2 separate regions of the Mus musculus genome follow, and region 2 is linked to region 1. The links are chromatin loops, found by intact Hi-C in ENCODE. Cell type or tissue: heart. All regions are shown on one strand. Links, peaks and the distances in the headings refer to the core of each region. The heading gives the core; the rest is flanking DNA.

Region 1 (12,345 bases), core at 2,646-10,645:
GAGGGGCCCTGCAGCCAGAGGGATCTTGGCGAGCATCGTCTCTGTCAAGTGACTTCTCATAGAGATTTGGAAAGTGATCTCTAGAATTACAGTAGGCAGCTGTGTGAAAGTCGGTGGTCGTGCCACATTATAGCTTTGCTCCTGCTCACTTGTGCACTCGACCCAGATGTGATCTGCACTAGGCTCTGTGTAACAGGTGTAAGTGGTGTCTTCTGACTGTACACTCCCGCCGCATGCCTGGTTTTCTGTCCCCTGGAGCCACCATTGTGCCTTCACCTTCAGAAAGCAAATGTCCCCAAATCCACACTCCTTCCTGTGATGGGTTTCTGTCATAAAACTGAGAAATCTCGGGCTTCGCCGATTCTCAGATTATCTCCCTGATTGGTTCCATTGCACATTGCTTTGTGAATGGACATAGGGAATTTTTTGTAATCAGCACAAGTCAGAATGGGGGGAGGCTGGACTGAGATGTCCAAACCCTGCTGCTCTTCTTCCCCTTTCAGAAGTTCTCCCAGCAACCAGTCATCATCTAGCGACCCAGGACCTGGTGGGAGCGGACCCTGGCGGCCACAAGTGGGCTACGATGGGTAAGGCTCCTTCCTGCCTTTGTCTCCCCAGGGGAGCCTGTGTCTGTACCTGGGACTCATTCAAATGCATTCCTGTGTGTGAGCTGCATAGAAGGCCACCTGTAACAAGCACTTTTAGCAAGTGCAGAGTTTTCTGATTAAATCAGAGGCTCACACTGTAGCCTATGCTGGTTTCTACCTCATGATAATCCATCTGTGTGCTGGGGTGGTAGGTGTGTGTGCCACCATGCCCTGCTGGGAAACTCTGTTTCTGTGACAGTGTTCCTGGGTCTTCCCTGTTGGGTTTTTTGTTTTGTTCTGACATGGAATGGACTTCTGAGCACAAGAGAGTAGATCTGAGGACTTTGTGGATGGGAACTCTCGGGAAGTTCCCCTGACTCAACCTGCTAATAGGAGACAGCTCCTGAGAGCCAGAGAATAGTTTATCATTGAAGCTTCTTCACTCCCTGTTGGAGAAGCAACATAGCAGCCACCTGGCTGGAGAGGCCTCCTTGGGAGGAGCCTTTGTGATTTGTGTCATACCCCAGGAGTCAGGAGTGTGGGTACAACTGGAGACCCTTGTGAATACACACACGCATGTACACACACGTACACACTGACCTTATGTGGGACTCTTGAGGTAGCATGTAGCACAGCATTCAGGTTTTAGATGTGTGTTGTGGTGACACAGTCCGTCTATGGTAGTCAACAGCTGGGCCCTTTTGTGGACAAAACACAGTCATCCATGGAGGCCTCAGCTGGCATGGACAGAAAACGCCTGTCCATGGAAGAGCATGGCAATCATGGCACTGTCTTCAGGTGCAGAGCAGAACTCCAGGCCAGGCATTCTGCTGTCCAATTTGGATACCATGCTTTTCATCTCACATGGCAGACAGAATTCTTCACAGCTAAATAGCAAATCCCTTTTCTAAGTGAAGCCATGGCTAAGCAAGGAGAGCAGAGCCTCGATTTGTTCTTATATAAATGGGAAGCCTTGTGTAGTCTCAGACCCACGGTGGACTCAGCTCATGGCATTACACGGCAGCACAAGCACATTGCCTTCACTTCCTTCATTTCTAAGATTATGTTTTCCTTTTTCCAGTTCCCGTATCACACAGGCCATCAGGGCAGAGTCTAGACTGAATCAGGTTTTCTTTTCTTTACATGCACTAGTGTTCAGATGTATCAGTGCCATGCGCTTTAGTCAAAAGTAAGGCCGATCATGTGCTCCACCAGAGCTGGAGGACTTGCGGCCTTGACGCTGGTGGTGCGTGTTTATCTGTTGAAGCTTGCTGTGTGTCAGACCTGGTGAAACAGCATCCTTTTCCCTGGAGAGATCGACCAGGATACTGTGTTTCCACAGTCAGGGGACTGTTTCCTAGGACAGCATCAGCCCTGGAATGGTGGTAGCCTCTGTAGGAAACCTCAGCCATCTCATACCTGATCCGTCCTGTCCTCTGCTAGCTGGCGGTGTCAGAAAAGAATAGCCGGACTCCCTCTTTGCAGGTGCCCATCACCCCTCCTGCTGGAGCACCAGGGCCCAGGCTCTGTGGAGTGCGATGGAACCGGGGAGCAGGAGGACCTCTTGGAGGGAGGCAGGCTTCCAGGTAACACAGCCCTGGGGACCGGGCCTCCAGGGCCCCCCTTGACCTGTACTTTCTCCCTGTCTCCACTCATTCACTTGGACAACCATAGTTGATGAGTTTCTCTGTGAGCCATGTGAGGTGCCTGTGGGTGGCTGGCTGGTTCTGGGGTAGCTATGATTATAGCATGGCTTCAGATAACTGGTTATAATGCCTGGAGAAATCTGTCCCTCTGTGTGGGGACTCTGCTGCCTCCCGTGTGCTTGCTGATAACCTGGGAAGTCATAGTAAAGTTTCAAACCATCAGAACCCTGTCTTCCTCCCTCTTGCTAACACTGGAAATTGTGTGCTCAACTCTCTTTAATGTCACAGAAACCAAATGGCATGGCCCACCTTCCAAGGTCCTGAGCTCCTATAAGGAAAGAGTGCTGCAGAAAGACGGAAGCTGCAAAGAGTCCCCCAATAAGCTATCTCATGTAAGTCCTCTATCTACGACCGATCGCACCTGTAGCAGGATTGATGTGTGTCAGCATATAGAGGGTGGCACAGCACACCTGTCCATGGTGCTCTAGAACATGGGATGCATCTCAGTACCCAGTAGGACTACATATGGTGTTTCCATGCTTGAGAGTGTGGGGTACAGCCCAGCACACAGTATGGCAGCATGTGCCCACATGTGGTGTTCAGTGCTGTGTGGGGTTCAGCCCAGTTCAGAGTAGGGCAGGGAGTGATTGAGAACATAAACACATTCCAGCACACAGCAGGTGGCACACCTGTGGCAGGGATCAGACACGTGTTATTTTCCACAAAGGACACTCATAAAAGAGGATAAAAAGAGAAGGGAAATGGGTAAGTTTTGTTTATTTTCTCAGTTCATGAAGGACCACGGAAAGACTACAGCAGATTCCTGCTAAAGCCAACATGCACGTCACCCTGCCAACCTCGCTGTTCACGGTGATAGTGATGAGATCCTGCCCCCAGGGTTAGCTGGTCAACCATTTAGCTACTTAGTGGGACAGTGCAGTAGTGGAAACAGAAACAGTCCCTCTCGCCAGAGGAGCTGCAGCAACGTCCCTCTGCTGATGTCACTGAGATGTCCGTAACCATAGCAGCCCAGCAGCCTGCTGAGAGTCCACTGACAGCAGGTTCCTTGTTAATCCCACAGACCAGCTTATCTATACCATAAAATGAGGGGAGTCCTGTAGGAGAAGCAGCTTTCAATGAGACTCCTTACAAAGGAGCTGCAGTTGGGTGGTTTGAAAATGTGCAGGTGAAAGAAACTTACAAACTCCTGGGCAACACTCTTCCCTCCCCTTGGCACATCAGTGAGCTTTGCAGTTCCCCTAACTGCGCACAGCCATTCTTCCTGCAGCCACAGCCCTGACCTGGCCTGAGCCACTTCCTGAGTCCACTCACATCTGCGTCTACAGACGTCCAGAGTAGTTCTGTAGAGGAAGACAGGCTGTGGAGGGGCCAGGTTGAAACCAGAGAAGCCAGGATTTGCATAAAGGTGCAGGAGGATGGAGAAAAAAAGAGAGATGGCCAAGCCCCTAGGAAATGGCCTGGACAGGAGCATTGTCCCGGCTCCAAAGCCCTGGTCCTACTGGTTCTCGAACTGGGACAGCTGAGTCGGTCTGGGCACAGTGACAGAGAGGATCTCTTCTGTCTTGGCATTGGTCTTCCCTACAGCATGGGTGATTTTCAGACAGTTAGTCTGGAATCTTCCTCTTGGGACTTCACTTGGCTTTAGCTCCCTGAGAGCCTGCGTGCTTCTTTGCAGGGCACTTCACAGTTGCAGAGTCCTTCTCTGCACAGGAGGCATGTGGCACTATGACCTCAGAAAGCACCCAGGGACTAACTGGACGTTTTACCATTATGACTCAGACCTGGGTCTCCTTCACCAAACTTGGAGTCTTTAAGAGAAATGCTATACTGACTGTAAATGGCAGGAAGTTTATAAATGTAAACTGATCTCCTCCTCTGCCTGAGTTTTATATCCTTCTCCATCTATATAATCCTTGTCAGTGACATTTGTGTGTTATACACCAGTGATTGACTAAAGACAGGATGCTAAGCTCCTGTCAGTGATGGAGGAAGCAAGAGGCAGGACCTCTGCATGAGACCAGGCAGAAGCAGACAGATCCCTGGGACTTACCAGCTGGAAGTTAAAAGTCAAAGATACTGACTCCAAAAGGAAATAGACTGGTACCCAAAGGAGCAAAGCACGCACACACACACACACACACACACACACACACATACACACACACACACACACACAAACATCGACACACATGTGTATACACACACACAAAACTAGGATATTGAGAAAATCCATTTCTATATCTATTGCTGACTTAGGGAGCACATAAAATTCAACCCAAGCCTTGGCTATAGCCTAATGTTTGGGGTGATCAGTATATGGGGGTTTACCCAAAGGCCGTCTGTCTATCCTCTTCTCCAGATTGGGGATAAGAGCTGCTCCAGCCACTCCAGCAGCAACACTCTGTCTAGTAACACCTCCAGCAACAGTGATGACAAGCACTTTGGGTCAGGGGACCTGATGGACCCCGAGCTGCTGGGACTGACCTACATCAAAGGCGCGTCCACCGACAGCGGCATCGACACCACGCCGTGCATGCCAGCCACCATCCTTGGCCCAGTGCATCTGACAGGCAGCAGGTCCCTGATGCACAGCCGGGCTGAGCAGTGGGCAGATGCTGCTGATGTCTCGGTAGCTGACGATGACCCTGCCAAGATGTATGCCCTGCATGGCTATGCCTCTGCCATCTCCAGCAGCGCTGCTGACGGTAGCATGGGTGACCTCAGTGAGGTCTCCTCCCACTCCAGGTAAGCCAGCATACGCCAAACTGCACCTGCAGTATGGGTGGGGCCTGAGGCTGTCACTGCTAACTGCCCAGCCATCTGATCCCACAGAGAGTGCTCATCTCCTGAACTCTGCTATTGAGTTGTGTGTCTCTTGCCTCCCCTCTCAGCCTGTGACCCTGATATCTTTTGATAGAGAGCTGCAAACCAGTTAATCTTCAGTGTCTGTCAGCCATGTCCACCCTGCAGGCCACCTGTGTCCCAGGTTATCTGTGAATGCATTGTGACTCACTTATATATGAAGTATCTCACCATTCCTGTCAGAAACCGTTGTAGACCCTGGAGGAGGGAAGGCACAGCAGCAGCTCCTTGTTGGGGACTCACCTCACTCCCTTATGTAAGCTTGTGAACACCATCACACTATCTCTGTCCCTGAAGCCTGATGGCAGGCCATGTACTGCAGGAATTTGGTTTGGGGTCTGTGCATGAACATGTGCACATAGTAAATTGCCCACAGAGACCAGAAAAGGAGTTGGACCCTCTTGAGTTAGAGTTATAGGCAGTTGTCATTCATCCAGTGTGGGTGCTGGAACCAAACTTGAGTCTTCTGGAAGAGCAGTAATCACTCCTGAATGCTGAACTGTCTTCCCAGCCCCCAGTTGGGATTTTTAAGTAAGTGTCTGACTAAGCCTGATGGTGCAGGCCTATAATCCCATCTACTCAGAGGCTAATCAAGGCTGCCTGGGGCATATTCCACTTAAAGGTCAGCTTGGGCGTGTTAGTGAGACCTGTCTCAAAATTAATTGATTTGTTTATGAAGTATCTCGAGGCTGTGGTGTATGCAGCCCCCCAGTGTTGGGGGTAAAGAGGAGCTAAATATAAGGGGATTTTATCCTAAATATAGATACAGAATACATGTCTGCGCATGGTTTTGTACTCTGGCTTGACAGCTGTCTATCTATATGCTGGTTTAAAAGCTGATAATTTCAGGTTTCTGGGTTCTCTTTGCGAGACTCAGAGAAGAGGCTCGTGTGTCAGTGTGTCTCAGTGTGTCTCATCAGGGGGTGTGGCTTCTGCTCACCTTTGCTCCCTGTCCCTGGTGCTGTCCTTCCAGGGCTTTGGGTCACTCTCCAGCTTTTCAGAGCTTCCAGTCACAGAGCATAGATGGACAAACCACAGTGGAACAGTCCTGTGGGACCTAGAACTCTGAAAGGCCTGTCCCCAAGGGGTGGTGCATGCCGGCCCCTGGTTTCTGGTGACAGGCCTCTGCTCCTGAGCAGTGGACACCAGAGAGACCTGGAGCCCCCCTCTGCCCTTTCTTGGATATCACTGAAGAACAGTGCCCGCCATGAGTGCTGGGTATGACCAGTAAGGTCGACCTACGTCCTCGTAGGACATACAACCAAGGGGTCACTCTCTGTGCCACTTTAACTCATGGAACCCAGGCAGGCCAAGTGACATTGCCCCACACCGGGTGCCCTGTCTTTATTTCCCTTGTGGCTAAAACTTATTGTCATTTGCTGGCTGTGTTCATGGCTATCTCCTGGTGAGAAGGAGTTCTTCTCTAATGTCTACAGAAGGCACAGGTCTCCCCTGAGAGGTCCCTATACTGGTTAGGAAAGAAGGGTTGATTTTGGTTTGTGATTTGAGGGATATAGTCTGTCGTGGCGGGGAGGACTTTGGAAGGAAAAGGTCACGTGGTGTCTGCAGTCAGGAAGCAGAGATGAACGCTGGTGCTCAGCCCAGTGTCTCCTCTTTATTCAGTCCAGGACCCAGTGTGTGGGATGCTGCTGGCCACATTTAGGGTGGGTTTTCAACATATCTCAGACAGGCACACCTGTCACCTCAGAAATCACAGATCTAGTCAAGTTGACAAAACCAAACATCACACCCAGCACCCATGTGTCTTCTGCACTGTCCTTGGCTGTAAACCACCATGGCTGAGGTGGTGCCACTGAGGACAACTAGGACTTCTGCTGGGTGTGGGCTGCTAAGCTGTGGTGAGACAGCCACCCTTCCAGGGAAGAGGACAGGAGCCTGGAGCTAGCTCCTGTTGACCAGGACAGTGGGAACAGAGGACGGGGCTGTGTGCCAAGGAGACATTCCAGCTGCTTGCTTTTCACTAGTGCTGTTCAATGCAGCTCAGTGCGAGATAACATTATATTCAGAAGTCACATGAGTTCTAGTTCCTGGATGATTCCCACCCTCCTCGGAACTGGATAAAAGTTGGCATTCTGTAAAAGCCACCTTGGGGTCTTGTAGCCCTGCAGCATCTTTTCAAAGTTCAGGCCACTTGTAAGAGACCTGGTGTCAAGAGTCAAGGTACCTCAGGGACTCGTGGAATCTGTATAGCAAAGAGTTTCGTGTTACTGCTAAGTGGAAAGTGTTCAGTGTTCTTGGACACTTGCCTTCAGTGCACGCCCTTCATTAGGCAAAGAAAGGGAGTTGGGGGGGGGGGATTTCTACAGCAGCTGTCTATTAATACGACAGGCTAAGGGACTAGAAGCCTATGAGGAGCTGGCCTGAAGCACCTCTTTGGCCTAGGGTTTTGTACTTATGAGACTGGAGGCATGAGCAGCTGAGTTGAAATTTGAGTCACTGAGTGGCCTACAGCTTGCCTGCTCTTTGCTGTAGCATTTCCCCCAGTTGTATTTCTCAGCTTGCTCCTGCCACACCCGAGCGTGGGGAGCCTCTGGACACAGAGGCTTCCCGTCCAGCAAGCTATGTGGTAGAGAGGTCACCTGCCTTCCCAGCCCAGTGGCCAGGGACCACACGTCACTGCTGTATCTGCTATGATGCCACCTTTGGCTGTCTTCACAGTGGCTCGCAGCACTCAGGAAGCCCTTCAGCTCACTGCTCCAAAAGCACCGGCTCTCTGGACAGTTCCAAAGTCTACATTGTCACTCACGGCGGCGGTCAGCAGGCACCTGGGGCGGTGACAAAGCCTTACCACAGACAAGGAGCAGCAAACAAATATGTCATTGGCTGGAAAAAGTCAGAAGGTAGCCCACCACCCGAGGAACCTGAAGTGACGGAATGCCCCAGGTAAATCTATAACCATAGTCATTGTACACCCTTCCTACCATCTCTGTCTGTCCATCTGTCTGTCCCCTGGTTAGGGTTATTGTTGCTGTGATAAAACACCATGACCAAAAGCAGATTGGACAGTAAAAGAGTTTGGCTTCTACTTCCACATCACTGTTGATCACTGAAGGAAGTCAGGACAGGAATCCACACGGGGCAGGAACCTGGAGGCAGGAGCTGATGCAGAGGTTGCTTACTGGCTTGCTTCCCATGGCTTGTTCAGCCTACTTTCTTACAGAACCCAGGACCACCAGCCCAGGGATGGTACCACCCACAATAGGCTGAGCCCGCCCTATTGATCACTAATAAGAAAATGCCTTACGCCTGATCTCATGGAGGCATTTCCTCAGTCAAGGATCATTTCTCTCAGATGACTACAGCTTGTGTCAAGTTGACATAAAACCATCCAGCACAGAGTACAGTCATGTGAGTCCAGAGGACACCCTCTGATGAGGCCCTGCAGGTGCTGCCTGCCTTCTTTGAGAACAGGGCCTGTCATTGACCTGGAACTCAGGCCAGTGTGACTTGCCAGCCCTTGGGCCCCAGTGACCCTCCTGTCTCCATCTGCCCAACATTGAGGTTACAAGTGCAGACCACCATGCTCAGCTGTTTACTGTGTGCTGGGGATGGGTGCAAGGCAAGCATTTCACCCATGGGGCCAGCTCCATTCTTGCCTCTGCTTTAAACACTTTAAATGTTGGGATTTATGTTTCCGTCTTTAAAGTCTTCACTTTATTCTGATGGTGACGGTGGTGGTGGTGACAGCAGTGGCGGTGGTGATGGCAGTCGTGGTGCTAATGCTTGTGGTGATGTGCAGAAGCTGCGGTGGCATGTGTCGAGTGATCCCCTCCTTCTACCATAGGAATCCTGGGCTGGAGCTCAGCTCATCAGGCTTGGACTTGGAGAAGGCAGGCCCTTCACCTTGAACTCGGAGAAGGCAGGACCTTCACCTGCTAAGCCATCTCTGTAGCCCTTGGCTTTTATTGGTAGCAGAGTATAAAGCTCTGCTGTCTTTGACTCTGTATGCAGAAAGCTGCCTGCAGTAGAGTCGTGGTGACAGCTGGTGGTGGTGTGGCGTAGTCTCCATGGTGTCTCAAGGCCAAGAGCACCATCAACCCCACAGTCAGAGAACACAGAAGCAGGAACACTGCCTGCTTGTTTTGTGGAACTCTTGAGGTTTGATTGGCAGGTAGGGGGTGGGGGGGCAGATATCCTATGTTCGTGAAAAAAAAAAGGAGGGAAAACTGAAGGTCTGGTATTGTTCAGAGTAGCCCAAGAAACCCTGACTTGTGCTCTGCTAGAGGAGCGTGCCATGGTGTAGGTGTGGGCTGTGTGTGCGGTGTGTGCCTGTGAACACACAGCTCATAGGATTGCGCACACAGCTCATGGGAGCCTGCACAGACTCTTGAAGAATAACCTTAACTAATGTGCCTTGGGCTCTCCCCATTGTGATTTTGAAGATAGTGTCTGTCACTGGCCTGGAGCTTACTAAGTCTAGACTGGCTGAGCAGTGAGCCCAAAGATCTGCTTGTCTCTGTCTCTCCAGTGCCAAGCTGACCACCAATCTGGCTTTTTTTAAAATCTGAGTTCATACTAACTGAGCTATCCCCTCAGTTTCAAATGCTTTCTGGACTTTCATCTGACTGCCAAGGGACAGCTTATAGGTAGACTGCAGCTCCTCTGAACCTGTGTTCTGGTTTATTCCATCAGGATATATGGTGAGATGGACATCATGTCCACAGCCACTCAGCACCCGGCAGTGGTGGGAGACTCTGTTTCAGAAACTCAGCATGTCCTATCCAAAGATGACTTTCTGAAGTTGATGCTGCCGGACAGCCCCTTAGTGGAGGAGGGGAGACGGAAGGTGAGTGAGTAACCACGAAGGCTTTGGTGCAACTCCAGGTGCTCATTTGCTCCCCACAGCCCTTCCTGTGGTCCACCAACAGCCCGGTGTAGAGTGGCCATCACCGCTGCCTCGGATGTCAAGGTTTGGTTTGTTTATAGTACTGAGGGTGGAACCCCAGGGCCTCACACATTCTAGGCAAGAGCTGCAGCCCAGCCCTGGCCCTTGCCACTAGCAATTCCTTCAGAGACAAATGAGCTGAGGAGGCTGGTGTGGGGGGCCATTGTGTTCTTGGAGTTGCTCTGAAAGCCAGGCTGGCTCCCCTCGGGTCTTGGCTCTGGCTATGACCTGTTACATTAGCTTATGCAAATGGGTCCCTGTGTGCTGATGTGATAAAGAGTAGGTCAGTAACTGTCCTTCAGGGTCAGGGCTCTGCCAGGAAGTGACACACAGGAGCCTAGCATGGTACCTGGACACAGCCGGCCCTCAAAGGTAACCAGTGAGGCCACACTGCTTACCTCGCCCAGGACCTCCAGCCTATGCCCTGTCCAGGTCGGCCTGGCAGACTGTCTGCTCCAGAAATGGATAGAGATTGGTTGCAACCACATCTATCAAGCCTTGCATTCTGCCACACAGAGCTGCAGCTCTCAGCGACAGCCTCCTCACACTCAAGTCAGCGGTGCCTTCTCAGTGAGGAGTTCACGTCTTTGCTTTGCTCCTCCCAAGTTCTCCTCCCTAATTCACTTCTTAAAATAATGCAAAGCAGGAGCTGCTAAGCCTGATGACCTGACCTGGAGAAGACAGACAGACTGCCCTCCACCAGTGTACCAGGACTGTCTGTGCCCCACACGAGTGAATGAGTTTAACAATGCAATGTTTACAATAACGCAGGGTAATTAAAAAGCATAAATAAGCAGGCCAGTCACTTCTCTTTCAAGTAGCTGAGACTGGTAGCAGACTGTGGAGCACACGTTAGTGTCTGGTTCTAGAACAGACCCTCTCCCACTTGTAGTCAGGCATCTGTGCTTCCCAGGGCAAGTGAGGCATTACCTGCATGGCAGTGAGCACCAGTCTGTGTATCTTACCGCAGTTAGCTGCCTTGTGTTCCTGGAGCAGCAGTGCCATCAGACACTACGCCTGTCCCTGTCCACTGTGATCTGAGCATCCACACTCAGCTGTAAAGAACTTACTGGGGTGTGAACCGGGAATCTCGCCAGAATGTCTCACAAGGAGCCTTTTCTCAACGCTTCTTTCTATCTGGATCCCGGCTAGGGAACTGTGTGTGCTTGGGTTCAAAGGCAGATGACCCCACAGCAAGCATCATCCCAGAATGGCTGAACTTGTGCTTGACATGTGTGTTTTCTTCTAAAACAAATTACTTCCCCAGTGCCAGTGAGCAGATCGAATGAGTAAAACATGGGCAATAGCAGGGCCTCTAGCCTGCTTGCCACATCCAGAAATGTTACTGGCCGCTCTGTGTGTGTTAGAAACAGTATTAGAGTGAGACGATTGGGGTTCAGTGCCACAAAAGTGCTGCAGGTTCGGTCGAGTCCCTGCTTCTTTAATTGGAATTATTTTAGTGTATGAGGGTGGACAGCAGAATCACTGAGCCTTCCAATTCTGGGTTGTAGTTCATTCCAGATACAATCAAGGTGACAATCAGGAATAACCACCACAATCCACCCCTTGTCAACCAATACAAAATAACATCTCATGTCCACATGAAACAATAACGAGGCCATGAATACACCTAACATGATATAACTATTTCTCGTACAATCTCAAGCACATTTGTAAATATACAATAGGCCAGTGTCCCTTGGGAACATTCTTTTAGTGTCTCTACTTAAATACCAATTGATGCTAAAGAAATTGGAAGAAAGACAAATGTATTCTTAGCAAAATAAGACGGAAGCATCCATATTACTTTAAAATCCTCGTTTCTGCAACTGGTTCCATGGCCTTCGCTGGTATTTATAACAGTGATGTCAGTGCCTTCCTTATAGCTGGTCATACTACTTTCATGTCTCTTGCTGTTACTTTAAAAGAAAAAAACTGAGAAGAGAAAAGGGGATTTATTTCATCTTGCAGTTTCAGATTACAGTCCATAAGTGTGTGGAAAGCAAGGCAGGACCCTCAAACAGCTGGTTTACAGCACCCTACAGACAAGAGCAGAGAGAAGTGGGTGGATGCTTGCTTGCTTGTGCTCTGCTCAGTTTCTCCACTCTCCTGCACACAGTTTAGGCGCCCATGCCTAGGGAATGGTACCACCCACAGTGGGCTGAGTCATCCCTCATCACTTAGCTTAAGACAACCTCCACATACTTGCCACAGGCTAATCCAAAGTAGACATTTGAGACACTCTACCCAGGTGGTCCTAGAGTTATGTCAGTTGACAAAGCTAACCCTTGCAATGGTTTTGTCCCACTAACTGTAAATTCAA
Region 2 (12,345 bases), core at 1,884-9,883, 96 kb after region 1:
CTGGCTCTCTGGAGGTGTATGCCAGACCACAGCATCACAACTGGGAGTATAGCATGTGCCCCTTTAGCCGAGTGTGTGGCTGCGGGCCCCATTGTGTGGCTCCGAGCACTAAGACGGGATTATGATGAAGCCAGGGTATCCACTGCCCTGTGTTCCCAGGATGCTGAGCAGATGGCCAAGGTCCATGCCAGAAGCCACTGAGATGGCTGCACACATAGCCCAGCTGCAGCGGAGGCTGAATAGGGTCCTTGCTGGCCTGAGGACAACTGGGCCTTCTTGGCCTGTAATGCTGCAGTGGAGATATACAGCTGGACTGGAAGCCAGGTGCAGAATTGTGGCAGCTTTACAAATCCTCAGGGCCTTTGAGACCTCCGAGTCTGGCCCTAGGCACAGATATATAATTACCTGCTCACAGGCTGCCTTAGAAGGTCGGCACATGCCTCACACAGGGCTCAGACTAATTAAATTAAAACAAACCTGAAGGAGAAGAAAAACGACTTGAGTCTCAAGAGGGTGATAAGGTGACCCTGACAGGAGACTGGAAATGCTGCTTGATTTCTGCCCCAAGTTTATTTTTAAGTTGCAACCTCTGCCCAGGGGCTCCTGCATGGATGCCTGGGATTTCCCCATAGGGCAATGAAACACATCTGGATTCACAGGGAGGCCTTCAACAGAGTCCTGTGCATCCCCAAAGGAAACATCGCTCCCTCCCCGTCCCCCACCCCCCGCCCCTGCTCCAGTCATTAGGGTAGAGACACTTCAGTCTTTGTGTTGATTTTGAAAGTCACACACCCTTGGGTCCTGCTAATAATCTTCACAGCCTCTCAAGCTGGATACATTGTGTCCAGGCCAGAACCCCGGTAATGGGAGTGGTTTCGTGAGATCTTATTAGAAAAAGAAAGTCAGATATCAAAGCACCCATCAGTACATGGAGTGGGGCATAGGCATCCTGTTCTAGGAAAGCAGAGAAACTGTGTTGCAGATGTCAGACAACATCTGATGACATTTCTAACTTTTGCATTGTTGGAAACAAGTGACTGGCAGTTCTAGTTTGCCTTCTACGCTCTGCGATAAACGCCACTACCAAAAGCAAGGTAGTGGGAGGAGAGGGTTGATTTGCTTTCGAATGGAAATCTAAGACATCATTGAGAGGAATTAGGGCAGGAGGTCAATCAGGAACAGCAGCAGAAACCACAGAAGAACACTGCCTACTGACTTACTCCATCGCCTCTGCTCACCCAGCTTTCTTAAACAAATCAGCCCAGAACCCTCTGCCTAGGGACGGTCCCGCCCAGAGTTGGCCTCGCTGTTTATGTCAATTAACTGTGAAGACAGTGCCCCATAGACATGACAGCAGGCCAGTCTGATCAGGCAGTCCCTCAGTTGGGACTCCCTCAGATAACTGTGGGCTGTGTCCAGTTGACAGCTTAAAACAAACAAGGAGACCTGTTAAGAATACACCACGAGGTCTTCCATAGACAGGAGAGTGTTAGGTTAGACATAGGTAGGGACGATAGACAGTTTCCCAAAGGGACTAAAAATAGCCAAGGTAATATGGCTTTGTCTACAACATTTTAAACCTTCCTAATCTTGAAGTTCAGTCATTTGGCTTTGTAGAATCTTTAACATGGGAGCAGTTCTCTCTCTCTCTCTCTCTCCCCCCCCTCTCTCTCTCTCACACACACACACACACACCTGTCAAGTCCTTGGAGAATCTATGTGCCCATAATGCTAGTATGTTCCATGTTCCCAGACCCCAGACTCAAATATCTGGGGCAGGCGACACAGCAGGCTTATGTTGGCATGGTACTGACCATACATCTTCAATAGACCACAGGTCACTGGCAAATTGAACCATGAGGTTCTGGTCTGAGAAAAGTTTTGGATCTATAAGCTCACACTTGCCTGGAGTGACCTGCTCCTCTGACAACTTCAAGCCGTTCTTGCTACCCAAGACCCTGGGATGGCATAGTACAGAAATGGGCTTCCAACCCCTCGTGCCTCTGTTAGAAATCTCCCATTTCCACCCATTTAACATTCTCTGGAGATGCCTCAGAAAAGCCCCACAGGCTAAGCACTACCTCAGCATGAGCGACAAGGGATGTCAGAACCCAGCAATCTGTCGGTTTCAATTGCTTTTCCATCTTCAGCTTTGTGCTAAAATCTTGAGGAGAGTTCCTGATAAGCACACATAGCATGAATGGCTGGCCACACAGGTCAGATTCAGACAGGACAACCCAGCATGAAGCAAATCATGTTGCCTGAATGGCTCTCACAGTGGTTATTAAGCCTACGGGGAACTGTCATTCCTAAAAAAGCATTACAAATACAAATTTTCCATGGTACTGTGGACAAATGCTACTAGAATCCAGGCTGATATAAGCCCAGAAGCCTGAATTTTATAAAGCCTCATTGCTGGATGGGGTTTCCAGAAAGTCATGTGATGTTCAGAGCATGCGCACATCTCAAGAACCTCTTTTCCCTCCATTGGGGGGTGGGGTGGGGGCTTTCTTCACAACGGGGGGGGGGGGGAGCTTGGGAAGGGGAGACTCCTTTTTGATTTCTGCAGGTTATTGATTTTCTTGATTTGCAGAGAGAATTTGTACAGGGCAGTGCATATGACGGCCTTTCTTGTTTTCTGGCTCTTGGAGTAAACTTTCTTATAAAACTTTTTGCTTTTTGTGTGTGGGCGTTTTGTCCACTTGTGCACCACATGTGTACGGTGCCTGCAGAAGCCAGAAGAAGTGGTATTTGATCGACTGGATCTGGAGTTACAGATGGTTGTAAGATGCCATGTAAGTGCTGGGAATTGAACCCCAGTCCTTTGAAAGAACAGTGGTGTCTTTAACACCTGAACCATCTTTCCAGCCCCACAAGTTAACTTTCTTATTCCCACAGTCCTGCATGGGGGACTGATCCACTCTTGCCTCACAAATGAGCCTCTTAGGTCATCAATGCCTTAGCCAGCCAAGAAGGGTGAGTGACAAGTTAAACCACTCCACACTTGCTCTCATTTGCAAGTCCTATGAGAAACCACCTTCTGTGGCCTTGGAAGCTCCTTGCCTCCTCCTCTCTGCACCTTTGGCCCCTGCACGTGGCTTTTGAATCTTTCTCAGGCTGTCTCTGAGCCTCCTGCCTGCTGGGCTCCTGAGTTCCAACGTCTGAGCCTTGGAGTTTTCTTATTTTGTTCGCCTTTGCTTTTTCTGTTCTCATTATTTTCCTTCCAGGGGTCTTGTCCTGGCCTGGACTAGAATTTCTTTCTTCTCTCTGCTTTGGGAAGTGTTTCACCAGACTAATTTCTAAGGCCTCTGCAGTGCTTGTTCCTGCGTGTGACCTGACATTCCGTTGATTCTGGCTTCTGTTTCGCTCCTTTCAATCTCTCTCTCAGTGTGAGTTCGGACATTCTTCCTCTTCACCCTCCATCTTTAGTCACATGGGCATAGATCAATAGACTCCATCCTACCAGAAAACATACACAATAAAAACAAATATAGCCTGTGAATTCTCTGATCCTAACAGACAATAAACACTTGCAGGCAAATTATAATTTTTTTTTCTCACAAACTGATGTGTCTTTGCCTCCAAGATTCAGAACTGGATTCCAAAGCAAGCCACAGTTCTCATGAGCTATGACACAAGCTATAAATAGATCAGGCTCAGTCACCAGCCTCGGTTTCCTTATCTGAAACGTGACAGGCTGGACTCAGTCACTGCTGGCTAACTCTGTCATCTTTGTCCACTGTCTGTAGATGTTGTTTTCCAGTGTGACAATACTTCCTGCCCCTGCCACCTGCCTCTGTGTGTTTCTTGATCTCTCTTCATGTGTCTCTCTTCCTTGTTCCCTGTCTCTCTGTCTGTGTTCTTCTCTGCGTCTCTTCCTGCCTTTTGTGTTGGGTTCATTTCCGTCTTTACACAGTGCAGTAAGCCACTCGCTGCCATGCCTCCTCCTGACATTCCCCTGCTGCCACAGCAGCTCTCTGCATGGTTGTCTTTCGTCCAGTGTATTCGCCATACACGACTACCAGGTTGTCTCTGCCAGACATAGCAGCACACAGCCATGAGAAGCCAACAGAGACCCTTCCCCCAGACACAAGCCACTGTGTGCCCAGATGTTCAGCTTTGTGGATTCAACTTTGTCAAACCCAGGAGGACATAGGCTTTGTCCTATTGTGCTGGCCAACAATCCTGGATGGTATCTGCAGCTAGACTCATCACCAAAATGACTGAGTAGAAACTGTCACACAACTTAATCTCGTCTCATGCTTTCTCACATGGCTCCCCTTTGACCACAGAGCGTCCTGGCAGCGGTGTATCCAGTGCTCACAGGTTAGATTATCCCATTTTACAGACAGAACTCAAGTGCAAATTGCAGAAGCAGGATCAAGACCTCCTGGTTGTTACTGAGCTGCAGTAAAAACAAAACAAAACAAAACAAAACAAAACAAAACAAAACAACCCTTGTTTTCTTAAAAGTGCAGATGCAGAAGTGGACCCAGGCTAGAATCTCCCAGAAGCCTGGTAGGGCCGTCCCAACTCCTTTCTGTTTGCAGGATCTGCAAGCAGGGCAAGGTGTTAGATACATTAGGTCCTGCAATGACCTCCACCTGTGTGGGATGAGGCTGGGCCTCAAAGTGGTACAGAGACAGCACTGAGCACAAATGCTCTGCCAGGTTCTCCCTGAGGTATCTCTCTTCCCCTACCTGTCTTCACTCTAACCTCTTTCCACTGCAGCAGACAGTGGTCATAGAGAACACATTTCCCTGTCATTCCACAGCTTCCACGATGAGCGCTAGTCTCGTGTCCTTCACTGTAAGCCCTGGTGGACACAGGCTCTGACTTGAACAGAAATATACAGGTGTTATGCTTTGAGTGTAAAGTGTCCCCTAAAGGCTTGTGCCTTTGAACACTTGGTCCCCAGATGGTGGCAATATGTTTGAAAGGCTGTAAAACCTTTACGAACCAGAAGAAAGTGGTTTGCTGGAGAGCTGGGGAATTTTAGGGAGTAGTGTTAGGTCAGGTGCCATTTTGGATCCACCACATAGTGAGCTCTAGGCAAACCTGGGTGAGCGAATGAGATTCTCTCTCTGAAAAGGAGTAAAAAGAGGTCTGAAGATGTAGCTCAGTGGTGGAGTGTTTACTGAAGGTGGGTGTAGACACACTGGGTCCTAGGCCCAGAACAGAAAACAAACAAACAAACAAAAAGAAAACAATAACAATAACAACAACAATAACAACAAAAACCTCACTTAAGATTTGGATGTTTCTGTTATCTAGTGTGTATAAATTGTGCTTCAATTTGGAATATTGATAGGTCTTTCTTTCTTTCTTTCTTTCTTTCTTTCTTTCTTTTTTTTCATTTTGAAAGGACACCTGGTCAGTTTGTACCGGGTGTTTCTAGGTAGTTGGCCTCTTGTTTGAGAATGAAATAAAACCTTGAGCAGATCGAAAAGTAGCAAGGAAGCTTTGCAGGAAGCAAAGTGACCACGCTAATCAGAAAGAAATTCTCTATGAAGAGAAAGCAGCCACACCTCAGAGCACCAGCAGGCTCAGTTCCCTTCCTCCTCATTTCTCAGCCCCCAGAGATGGCCAGCAGCCCTGTGCTGTTCCTGGGCAACTGCTGTCTCCATGGACACTCAGCCTCTTGCCCCTGTTCCCAGTCTTCTGTCTCCGAGTGCTCTTTCTTTATGAGGACACTGACCTCTGGCTTGGGTCCAGCTTAACTCATCATGACTTGGTGTTGACTGACAGTATCTATAAAGAACCTTTTTCCAAGTGGAGTGGCCTCTGAGGTCCTAGGTGGACACACCTTGGGGAGAGGGGAGACTTGCCCCCCACCCCCACTCCCAGCTTCTATCTTCTCGGGTTCTTCACCTGGTGTCATCAAAACTAGATGCAGAAGTGTGTGAAGACCACACTGAATGAGCAGCTCCTCCCTCTAGACTGGCCCTCCTACCCAGCATTCCGGAGCTCCAATCAACAGGCTCTGGGCTCTCAGCCAGGCTCCTGTCCTCGGGGATTAACTTTGCTTTGAATGATGAGCTCCAAACACTTGCACTCTGGTTAAGAGGAAACACCGCGTGACCCAGCAACCAGGAGACAAGGTTGTTAACCTCAGGAGCAGGCTCACATTCTGTAGGAGTTCCAACACTGTTGCTGGGAACAGAAAAGTGTCCCACCCCTCCCCCTTACCCAAGCCCTTCCCTCACCCCCCTCCCCGTTTGCATTTGATCTTACAGTGAAGACAGACAGTGAGATATTAGCCATGTTATCAACCGCATAGGAAATGGTCTATGTTCTGCAGATCTTACATATACACATATGTTACAGCATGAAGTGCTCCCGAGGAGGTGGTTACCAGGGAGCACTGCAAAACTCACTCAGGACATAAGAATCCGAACAAGGGAAGGCTCCACCTCAGTGCCTGTAGCCTTGGTGACCTCCCGTGGATGGTCCTGTTCTTCCTTCCTCTCTCTAGTTGCTTTCCGAGGCCCCCATCCTCATCCTAATCCCATGAGCAGGAATGAGCCAACTTTCCATGGTCCCAGAGTATGTGTCAGTCTTGAAAAGTTCTAAGACAACTGGGTCTCTGATGTTGAAGTGAGCTCTCACTATGGCCCCTCTCCGGCTCCTACCCTCACTGAACATTTTAAACGTGAAAAGTACTTATAAGACAGTCAGAAACAAACACAAGCCCTAGGCCTGTGGACCAGAAAGAAAAAAGTGTCTCTAAAGCTGACGGAGGCAGAAGGAAGTCCCTCAATCATAAGTAGCACAGCACCCGTTCCTCCAACGCACAACATCCATATAAACAGAGGGAGTGGGGGTGGTTGCCCGTGCCTTAGCGAGGCTAGCAGGGCTAGGGCAGAACTCAGCTGACCTCTTAAGGGTGTGGCCAGACTCCAAAAGCAGCTATGGGACTGAAGCATCTTCTCCTTGTGAGAGCCCACAGCCCCGTTCCCCTCCCACCCCACCCCCCACCCCCAGCACTGTGGGAGCTCAGAGCCCTATATCCTCCTCCCAACAAGACATTGTGGGAGCACAGAGCCTTGTTCCCACCAGGGCATTGTGGGGGATCAGAGCCCTGTCCTACCCCCACCCCCCCGGGGCATTATGGGAGCTCAGAGCCCTGTTCCCACCAGGGCCTAGGGCGAAGGAAGGTGTTCTCCAGTGGTCTTCACAGTGTGTGTGAGCAGGTGTCTGACTCGAGTTCAACCGGAGGATGGGAAGCATCTTCGTACCCTGGAGGGAAGGATGGGGCACAGCCAACAATAGTGCTGGGTGTAGGAGACCGGAAGCGCTGGGATACAGGAGCAACTCAGGTGCTGAGGCAAACCCTGGACACTGGATCTTGGGTAGCCAGGATGGTTAAAGAAAGGAGGTTGGGGGAGGAGGAAGGAGAGCAATGTAAGGAAGAGAAGGATGGAAGAGGGGACTTCGTTAAGAAGGAAGGAAGTACCAAAAGCAGGACAGAAAGAAGACAGGATTCAAGAAAGATCTCTGAGCAAATTTAGTTTTATTATTATTATCATTATTATTATTTTTTTAAAGCTAGCCATGCCTGGTGGTGTGTGACTTTAATCCCAGCACTTGGGAGGCAAAGGAAGACAGATTGTTATGAGGCCAGCCTGGTCTACACAGCAAGTTCTAGACTAGGCCACCGAGGGGCCACACAGTGAAGAAAACCCAGGAGCAGATTTCATTTGCACTCAGCTCAGATCCCTTGGACTCCTCCCTCCCACAAGCCCCTGCTTTCCCATCAGCTGTGCCTTAGTGTCCCTTAGCTGTGCCCTCTGGTGTCTCCTGGGAAAGCCATCAGGGACAACTAAGGTTCCTAAGGCACGGGACTAGCATGGACAGCACCAAGGAGACACGGTGCAGATCAAAGCTCATCTCCACCAGTGTGTTAGGGCCTGGAGTCTGCAAGTCTCGCCACAGCCTGCCAAGGCAGCACAGCCTGCTACAGATCTGGGTCTGGCGACACCTCGACCTCTCCAGGTTCTTAGCAAAGTGTGTTCTGGCTCCAAGAGTCTAACTTGGTGTGTGGGGAAGGCCTGCTCCTAGGTACTGGAAATGCCACTGGCTTTGACCTGCAGCACGGAGCTGCAACGAAGGTTCTGTGGCTCTGCTCACTAAGCTGGAGTCCCTGTGACAGCAACACTTTACAGTACAGGCTGGACACACTCAATTGTCATCTTCAAATGCACCTGGCTGCTCTCCCCAGGCCCAGCATGTAGATGGGAGGCTAGGCTCACACCCTCTTCCCCTGATTTGGCCTTCTCAGGAGATCGGCTTGCTGATCAAAGATTGCAGAGGGGGCCCAGGTCACTGAGGGGCCGGTCAGGTAGGTAGGATTCTGACTGGAGAATCTCCCACCTCAGCTATGCAGCAGACTTGTGTGTCTCTTTATCTTTAATTTTGGAGATAAACAAAACGGAAGCGGAGCTCGAAAAAAAAATGCATGAGGCATTTGCTTGAGCAAATAACAAATCCAATTTAAACATTGCCCCTGTGACTCTTTCTATTTGATACAGTTGGATCTGACCGTAGGGATCAATTCTACCTGAGAGGGGTTGGGACGCCTGGTCTCAGAGCCAAATAGAGTTCTTAGAGATTTACGAGAGAGAGTGCATTAGTAGTGTGAGATATTTGGGGTAGACAAGATACATGGGTTACTTGGGAGGGCGGATGGGGAAAGGGGGCAGGGGGAGCCACCATCTATAAAAGAAACTCTGCGTTATCTTCTAGGGTGAGTTTTCTTCCCTTCTCTCTACTCCTTTTCATGCCAGCCCTGGACTTGGCTCACATGAGATTTCCACTGTGAGTTTCCAAAACGTTACTTTTCCACGTGAGCCGTGCCCCTTAACATGTCAATCCCTGGCCATCCACAAGGCCATTTTTCCTTCCCAGGCTTGGATTCTTTAAGCTCCAGACATCATTAGCTCTTTCTTCAGTTTCTAAACATCTGCTCGGTGGTCTCCCTGTGGACATTTGCTAAGTAACGTGGTTTATTTGGGGTGCCCGAATGTGTGGGAAATCTTTTCATCCAGCCACCAAATGACATTTTTAATCTCATCTTCTTTTAACTTTAAAGAACCAAGATGATTTCCTTATCTTCTACATGATTTGTCATTTGAGCGGGAGCCAAGGACCTGCAGGAACAGAATCTAGGCCCTTTCCCTGAAAGCTCTTATCAGGCAAAGTTTACAGCCAGAGAGCAGATAGAGAGCAAATGACGGTGGCCACTGCCCCTTGTCAGGCTTCTCCAAATGATATTATCCAGCCAATCTTTCCCCAAAGCTCCCAGGGGATGCGATTTCTCATTAACTGTAGGTGACGTGTCAACGTCCTGAGTGCTTTCCCTTTTTGCTCCCCAGGAGCCTCAGCTCCTATGCATTTTCATTCTAGGCACTCATCAAGTTTTTCCTTTTCTGTGATCAGGAAAAAGGAATCTTTAAAAGTAACTTAAGAATTACTGTGTGTGGAGGTGTGTCGATCGGCGTGTAGGTATGCCTATGAATGTCCAGGTACTCACAGAGGCCACTAGAGTCCAGTCCCTTAGAACCGGAGTCACAGCCCGTTAGGAGCCTTCTCACGTGAGTGTTGGGAGCTGCATTGCTTTGCAGAACTGAGCAATTGCCTTTATCAGATTGGTCTACGGGCCTGTCTTGGGGAATTGTCTTGATTGATAATTGGTGTAGGCGGGACCAGCCTACTTTCAACCATCCCTTGGCAGGTAGTCCTGGGTTGAATAAGCAAGCTAGCAGAGTGCCAGAGTGAGCAAGCCAGAGCCAGAGAGCGAGCCAGCAATCAGGTTCCCTACGGTTTCTGTTTCAGGATTCTGATTAAGTTCCGTCCTTGATTTCCCTCAGTGATAGATTGTGACATAAGAGTATAAGCCAAATAAATACACACGCACATGTGTGTGCACACACGTGAGATTGTATACAAAGGGGCTCTAGCAGGCCCAAACATGGCAAATATGGCTCTGGCAGACCTTGATCTTCTCCCCCATTCCCTCTGCCTTGCTAAAACCCAGTTAGATTCCTAAAGCTAGCCACCAAGGTCTATTCCTTTATTTGGCAACTTCCTCCTCCTGAGGCTGACCATCAAGGACCAGCAATCAAAGTATTGAAGTCCAGCAATCAAAAGCCCACTTTGGCTCACCTAATTAACATGCTCAATTAAAGTTAAACACTTCATCCTAACGCGGGGCTTTCCTCTTTCCCTTTATAAACCACCATTTGCCTATGGGCCACATCTCTCTCCTCTCTATCCAGAGGCAATTCTCTGTGTCCCACCCACTCCAGTACAAATACCCCTCCCCCCTCTTGTGAATGAATGTTTGTCTACTTGTGTGTCTGTGTACCATTGGCATGCTTGATGCCTGTGGAGGCCAGAAGAAGCTGTCAGATCCCCTGGAACTAGTGTTATGGGTGGTTGTGAGCTACCATGTAGTTCTGGGGACTGAACCCTGGTCCTCTGTAAGAACAATCAGTGCTCCGAACTGCTAAGCTCCCCACACCCCTCACCCATGCTCAAACTGTTTTATGACAGCAGCAGAGAGAAAACTAGAACAGGGTGCCGGAGAAAGTGGCGAGATAAATGCTCGTCTTCTCAGCCGTCTCCTCAGCCTGCCTCCGAGTGTCCTGCGGTTTCAGGGCAGAAGAGGGAACTCTCTTAATTATTTATTATAATTTTCCTATGGTTTACTACCTTACATATTTTATGCCTGACAAATATGCGGCCTGAAAAATCTTCCCCACAAATCAAAGATGACTTGATGGTTTTGTGGAGTTAAAGTTTTTAATCCCGAGGGAGCACATGAGCATGTGGGGTATTTCTGGGGGTTTGCCTTGTGGATGTTGCAGTGGGGTGATCATCTATGTGCGGGCACTGGCCTGAAGTCTGGGATCCCAGGGGAGGAGGGCAAAGACATCTCAGGTATTTAGAAGCAGCAGTGAACCCAGGGGAGTGACCTTCTCGGCTATCAGACACATCTCCAGGTCCCAAGACAGAAACCTAAGCCTTTTCCACAGCTCAGAGGCCCAGAGTGCTCAGCACCTCTCTGATCTTTTATCCCTCTCTCCTGCCCGATTACTGGAGGCTGAGGAGAGGACAGTGGCTGGCTCTGATGTGGAGCTCAGAGCAGCCCACGGAATATCCCTGACAGGCGCAGTGTGGCTGCCAGACAACCAGGCTTGCTAGCTTTATAGAGACTCTCTTGCCTGAACCCTCTTTCAGAATACTTCATCTAAGTTGCCACAGGATGTGACCAATGCCTCAGGATGCCACCCACAGATGTTTGAAGGGTCCCTGGGGGGCAATAGAGACCTCTCATCCCTTCCTCTGCTAGCTCGGTGACGAAAGAGCCGGGTGAGTGAGTCAGACGTGGGCAGAGATTGTCACACATAGATCAGTGTGTTTACATCCTAGAGCAATTGGAAGAAAAAAATAACTTGTTGTATCTCTCCACAAGTTGATGACTCATCCATTCCTTGCGACGTGTTTTAGCTAAGAAGTAATAACTCTTCATTAGGAGGCTGCCCAAGGGTGCTGAGTTGCCATGGCAACGGCCCTTCACACAGACAGACGTTCATGATCTCCCTAGGTATCTCTTCATCTGACATCATTCCAGGACATTCAGTATTTGGACCGGAACATAGAAGTATGGCAGACATTTGTTTACAAGGATGGGCATGTCTGTGGCGGTGCCTGAGTACCCGAGAAGGGCAATTTGTCAATTTATATGGGGTAGAGATATATTTAGTCCTTGGTTATGGAAACTAGGAAGGCTGGGAGCATGGGGTTGACGTCTTCTCTGCTCATGATGAAGCAAAGGGTGTCACATGGTGAGACACGGCAAGCTGGTCAGAGGAAGTGAAGGTGCTAAGGAAGCCAGTCCTGAACAACCTGTCACTTGGTTAATGCTAGAGTAAAGGAGAGTGTTCAGTATCTCCTCCTTTCGGTAGTGCTTCCCTGGGGACCAGGTTTCTAAGGCTTGGACTTTGTGGAATATATAGCAGGGTGCATATAAGTGTAATAGATGTATGTGTGTATAATATATGCGTATATATATTACATGTATAATACATATCATATAATACATGTATTAAATAATATATTGCATGCATATATGAATATATTACACATGTGATACATATTGTATAACACATGTGCATTATAATAATACATATCATATATATGTATGTGTGTACATATGCAATATAATGACACTATATAATTATAATATAGATGCTTTCTCTAGGCTGGACAGGACCCTTGCCATCTTGAAGTAGAATAGCTGTGATCCTCATGAGATCTGGTCTGTTAATGTTCCTGCATGGA

The links. Hi-C counts contacts between places; a loop is a spot of excess contacts. Peaks named below come from ENCODE experiments on the same cell type or tissue, not always from the same donor. Only the 100,000 strongest peaks of a DNase experiment are listed, where the experiment ranks them.
Region 2: a loop joins it to region 1, with 2.0 times the contacts of the local background. A loop is called at or near these places in 2 of 42 quality-filtered maps.

What each region holds. Positions count from the first base shown.
Region 1 is chr8:125,440,161-125,452,505 of GRCm38, reverse strand. It overlaps Sipa1l2 (signal-induced proliferation-associated 1 like 2), which reads left to right. Exons shown (of 22, transcript NM_001357372.1): 12 at 504-587; 13 at 2,073-2,173; 14 at 2,522-2,625; 15 at 4,614-4,999; 16 at 7,796-8,020; 17 at 9,770-9,923. Among named protein-coding and RNA genes, the nearest start is that of Gm30713, 60 kb to the right of the region's middle. In heart, for the core only: a CTCF peak has its summit at 9,101; DNase peaks (open chromatin) are centred at 4,799, 6,302, 7,035 and 7,655; H3K27ac peaks cover 2,776 bases.
Region 2 is chr8:125,343,181-125,355,525 of GRCm38, reverse strand. No RefSeq gene overlaps it. Among named protein-coding and RNA genes, the nearest start is that of Gm30713, 37 kb to the left of the region's middle. In heart, for the core only: no CTCF peak of the experiment used is centred there; DNase peaks (open chromatin) are centred at 3,705, 5,695 and 6,015; H3K4me3 peaks cover 301 bases; H3K27ac peaks cover 7,911 bases; H3K27me3 peaks cover 1,042 bases.